Regions from separate parts of the Mus musculus genome. Here region 1 is linked to region 2. A link is a contact called in ENCODE Hi-C data. All regions are on one chromosome and are shown on one strand. Each heading gives the region's core, a stretch centred on a gene start or an enhancer-like site at or near the end of the contact. The rest is flanking DNA. Distances are from core to core; before and after follow the strand shown.

Region 1 (2,700 bases), core at 52-2,551, 150 kb after region 2:
TTATCCAGCCTCAGGGAGACTCAGCATCTTAATGTCTGGCTCCAGCAACCATCTACTTTCTTCAAAAGCTTCTATATGTTTTTTTTTAAGGCACTAATTTGGTAAAAATAAACTTTCTGAAATATTTTAAATTTCAGAGTAACTTACAATCACTTCATTAAATGTCCAGTTTCTACCAACTAGTGAAAACAACAGCCAAATGGTTATTGGATAAAGAAATTAATTTTCTCTTCAGCTTCTGTGGGAAAGCACATGATTTTAAGGGTTTATCTCAGATCAGCCTAGTGACCCTAGCTGGCATGTTGTCCCATCAGGCGCTCTAGGAAACTGAAAACTTGAATAGTTACTTCCTAGGCCGCCTGCCCCAGTTTGACAGTACCAGACTGAATCTTCGGTCTTATTCAAAGTACAGGAATCCAACCTCACTTTTCAAAAGCGTATTAACAAAGCCTTGCAATTGTAGTAGACTTGTGACTCATTTGTGGATACCCGTGTAGAAACAACAGCTCCTCCCTCTGCTGAGAAATGGCTCTAATAAGTGTGAGAGTCACAGGAAGTAAAACGCAGGTCTCAGCTGATGTTCGCGGAGCCAAAGAAGCCAACAGAATTCCGTGGTGTGGTTCTCTAAGCAAAGCCATCAGATCGGTTTCCTAAAACAAACTACCCCAAATCCTCCGTGGGAGCTGTTTCAACGCGGTATCAGTGTTCCTGTATTTCCTGGCTCCTGAGTCATACTGTCAAGTTCAAGTGGAGAAGTGTCCATTCTGATGTGTTAGAGAAAGTGGCGACCGAACTGAATAAAACACCTCCATTAAATAAAAACAACAAAAATTCAAAACAGAAGTTGCCTCAGGAAGCTTCAGAGTCAGTCTACATTTCTGAAGCACTTCTGATAACGCATTATATTCTTAAACATAAAAAAAAAAAAAAAAAAAAAAAAAAAAAAAAAAAAAAAAAAAAAGCTCTCGGCTCTAGGTGAGAAACCCAAAGCCTCGTCCTGAAGGTACCTAGAGGCACAGAGGGAACCACACCCCAAACCCACCTGCAGCTGCGCAGCATCCCTGCCAGCGCGGTCCACCACTCCAGCCAACCCCGAACCTGGGTCCCCGATGTCGAAAGAGTTAGAGAGCTAAGCAGACTCGCGGGACAAAACGAACCGTGATCCTGCGGGGCGCTGATCCAGCGTCCGGACGCCGGGAGGACACCGCGGCGTGTCCCCGCGGCTCTGCCCCCTCCGCTTCTTGCTGGCCCGGGCTGCGCTTCTCAGCCGGGGTCCGAGCCCTGAGCCGCAGGGCCGCGTCTGGTGCTGCTGGCTCCGCCCCTGCCGCGCTGAGGCTGCACAGCTGGGGACCAGGGCCCCGCCCCGGGGACGCCCTCGGCTAGGCGCGCAGCTTCCCGTCCCGACTGGGGTCGCCACGCTGCGGGTTGCTGGGAACCTAAGCACGAGCCTTCTTCCCCTCCTGTGCACCCCGAGATGCTGCGGGCGACGGTGTGGACCACCCGGGAACTTGCTCTTTCTTCTTCCTTGCTCTGGGATGGAGAGATGGGCGGGGCGGGATCCATCGGACTTTCCGCGGGAAAACCCCTCAGCGCGGATGACTTTTGCAGTCCAGAGTAGTTCCGAAACTAGGGCACTAGAAACCGTTTCTGAGCGTGGGTGTGGCTGCGCCAGCGGGGACCCGCACGACTGCCTAACCCGAGGTTGTGGACCACGTAGACACTGAGCCCCGCCTTCCACTAGCCCCTTCCTGCCTGCTGTCAGTGGGACACCCACAGGAGTATTGCCACGACCTTGTCCTCGTTGCCTGGCACCCTACTGGGGGCTCAGAAACAGAAAAGGGGCATTCTGGCTAGGGGGTGGGAAACCGCTGGACAAACAAGGTAGAAGGCTAGCCATCAAGAAACAAAGAAAGTATGAGAGGAGGGGCTGGAGAGATGGCTCAGTGGTTAAGAGCGCTGACTGCTCTTCTAAAGGTCCTGAGTTCAAATCCCAGCAACCACATGGTGGCTCACAGTGGCTCACAACATCCATAATGAAATCTGACGCCCTTCTCTGGTGTATCTGAAAGACACAGCTACAGTGTACTTACATATAATAATAAATAATATTTAATAAATCTTAAAAAAAGAACACAGGAAGAAAGAAAGATGATATGCATTGATAGGAAGCCACCGCCAGAAGAATTTGAGGAACAAGGTGTTACGGTAACCCAAAGTTATCCATCTAATGTGAAATGACCGATGAATCGATCTACTAATGTAAGGCCAGGTAAGGCCAGAAAGACAAATCTCCGGGGCAGAGCAACTTCAGGCAACTTAAGCAGAAACTCCACTTTCATGGAAAAGAAGCTTGTCTCTGCACTCTAAGTGTGGGCCAGCCTGCTCCTCACCTCAACAGAGGACTGTATGGAAAGGAGACGGAAAGTAGTTTTTACCACACACAGAGCAGCCACACAGTTCACCCAATACACAAGGTCAGATACTTAAAGCCAGGTAAAGGTAACACTTTATCCTTGGGGCCTTTCTCCTCCATGCCCCAGCCTTCTGTTTTGTTTTGCTTTTCATTTGTTTTGTTTTGTTTTTTTGAGTCAGGGTTTCTCTGTGTAGTCCTGGCTGTCCTGGAACTCACTCTGTAGACCAGGCTGGCCTCGAACTCAGAGATCCACCTGCAAGTACTTGGATTAAAGGCGTACAGCACTG
Region 2 (2,700 bases), core at 159-2,658:
CAAAAGAAAATAGCACTTGGAGCTGGAGAGGTGGCTCAGTGGTTAGGAGGCCTAACTGCTCTTGGGGAGGAACCAAGTGCAGTTACTGGCAACCACATAGCAGCTCACAACCACGAAAACTCTACTTCCAAGGGAGCAAACACCCTTTCCTGGCCTTCACAAACACTGAATGCATACAGGCAAAATAATCATCATAGAAAATAAGAATAATTATTTTACCCAGAAAGAGAAATTATAAACAACAAAAACAGAAAGGCCCTTTTCTGTTTTCCAACGCAAGGCCTCATGTCTTACAACCTGTATTAATAATATGAATCATACATCTTTTAAATTTTTCCATGTCCCAAGGCTGCTGCACTACGCAATCCATTGTTTTAGTTATTTCTTGGCACATGGCTGATTTTGAAAGTGACCATTGAACTTTCATATGTCCAAGAGAACTTTCCACTGTGGGAAATTTTCTAAAACAATCTCACTGAGCTAAATAGAAATGACATCAAAGCTCGAAAGCAAAGAAGCCACACATCGGCCCATTTAGCCACCACCCTGGCTTCTCTGCAGGACCGATGAAAGATGGAGCAACCTTTGGGCAAAGCGCTGGGGCTACCCCTAACCCCTGAGAATGGGAAAAAATGACGTGACCATCAGTTCTCTAGGGTTATCTGAAGGAACTCCTAAAAACCTCTCATGACAGGCTCTTTCCCAAAAACTCTTCGGGCCTGTGGGAACCTGTTCCTCACAGATCTGTTCTTCTGATAGGTTACACGGTGGCCTCGGTCCTAGCTCATGTGAAACCAATAGGCCATTTCTGTCAGAATTATCTGTCCAGGGTATGCACACTCTCATTCATCTGGTGTTGAGACAGCTGTAATCACATTTGGTACATACCACTAACTCTATTATAGCCCCGAAGCAACTGGCTGTGAGACTAGGTCTCTTCTCACCAGCAGGGAAAGAAAGGAATGGCGTGGAAAGAGAATAAAGAACAAATAAACAGCTGAAACACACGCAGCACAGCAAAGCAGGGGAGAGAAGGAAAGACATTCAGATACCCATCCGCTATGGAAGAAACACAGCCAGCATATCACACACACACACACATGCATAAATATATAAATATAAACACAGGCATGTGTACATACACCTATATGCAAACACACACACAAATATATACACATATGTAAACATATACACAAATATAAAAGCACACAAACTTTCAAGCCCAGGTCAGCTGACTGAGCCACAGAAGGTACACAGTCTCCTTATCCTGCTATGGGGAAACCCTCTTGGCTTTGAACATCATATTATGACTGTCAGTCCAAACTAATGAACCTACACTCTTAACAGTGCCAAGCACCAGGTAAAAGCCAGTGCCAAGCCACACCCCAACACCAGGGTGACCAAGTGGGAGGGCCTTGGCGCTCCTCCATCAGACTCAGCACAGCACTGTCCTTGGCTGCCAGCTCTTCTTTACTGCCCTTCAGCGGAAGCCATAGCTTTGCTTTTCATTCATGTCAAGAAAAGAAAGAGGTCCGGTACGGTACGCTGTGTCCTTCTGACTCTGAAATAGCGCCTGACTTCACCTGCGGATTTCTAAGACCAGCGAACGCCCTGCCCTGCTAACGGGCAATCTCTACTTAACAGCAGTGGGTATAAGACTGTTCTCTGATAGCCTTCTCACCTCTTTATAATAGCCTGCCTCGAAATAGAAAGTGATGAGCACTTTTGTTTCATGTCCTTATAAACTGTCTTGAAATGACCTTACACCCATTAAAATAAGTTGTAAAAATGGCACACAAAATTTTCATGTCACCTCCCATAATGTGAGCCTTTTACATAACCACGGAATAATGATCCTGACAGGGAGTTAACGTTGATAACAATGGTGCAAACAAGTCTACAGATCTGGTGCAGACTTCCCATTCTGTCCTGTTTCTGGCCCATGCTTCCATCAGAGATCACACATATGAATGAAGAAGAATCCATAAACAGTGCTCTATCTATGTCTGTGCTCTGCTTCGCTTCATGCTGATGAGCTGGTCGTTACTAACCCTGAGTGTGCCAGGCTAGACATTCAGCCCTCCTCATTTCTGCTATCACTTCATGTGCTGAGTTTCATAGCCCCTGTCCCCACCCAGCCTGAAACAAAGTGTTGCCAATTAAACCCCTGCCATGAGAGAAGAGAAATCATATATCAGAAAACACAGGTTACATCAAAAAAAAAAAAATCAAAAAGAAGCAAGACCCAAGGCATCTCCCTGGAACGAAACCCAATGCCTTCTGCAGCAGACATGCTTAGGGGTGGTGAACAGAATCAGAGAAGACTGAAAGAAGCCCACAGACCAGGTTTGGTTTCCCTCCCAGGTCAAGTCCAGGTTAAACTTCAAATGAGTGATAAGGAAAATCCCTTTCCTTATATCCGGAGCTTCCTTTGGATATCATAGCTGCAGAAGACGGATCCCAAGTCTGTACTCGTGAACCCCACAGCCTCACCAAGCCCCCACACTCCCTTCTCACATCTTTGTTCATCTGGTGGCTCAGAGCACTCTACCTACAAAGCTAGGGCCTTGGGCATGCGGGGCAAGTGCTTTATCCACGAGCCACATGATCAGCCTTCCCTCTCATGTTCTCATCAGAGTGACATTACTTGGGATGCAATTCTCCTGAGTATCTGAAAGGGGTTGGTTCCAAGCCTGCCTG

The links. Hi-C counts contacts between places; a loop is a spot of excess contacts on that map.
Region 1: a map of T-helper 2 cell shows a loop between it and region 2 (2.0-fold over the local background). The contact joins the promoter of Stx11 here to the enhancer-like site in region 2. A Hi-C loop is called at or near these places in 3 of 37 maps with a recorded cell type or tissue (T-helper 1 cell, T-helper 2 cell and regulatory T cell).

What each region holds. Positions count from the first base shown.
Region 1 is chr10:12,962,958-12,965,657 of GRCm38, forward strand. Stx11 (syntaxin 11) reads right to left here and starts at 1,302. Exons shown (of 3, transcript NM_029075.1): 1 at 1,043-1,302.
Region 2 is chr10:12,816,223-12,818,922 of GRCm38, forward strand. The region is part of intron 1 of Utrn (utrophin); the gene reads right to left. Among named protein-coding and RNA genes, the nearest start is that of Utrn, 44 kb to the right of the region's middle. Within about 2 kb of position 1,409, at least 1 of the 3 ENCODE cell types and tissues checked has a DNase peak (open chromatin) inside an H3K27ac peak, as active enhancers do.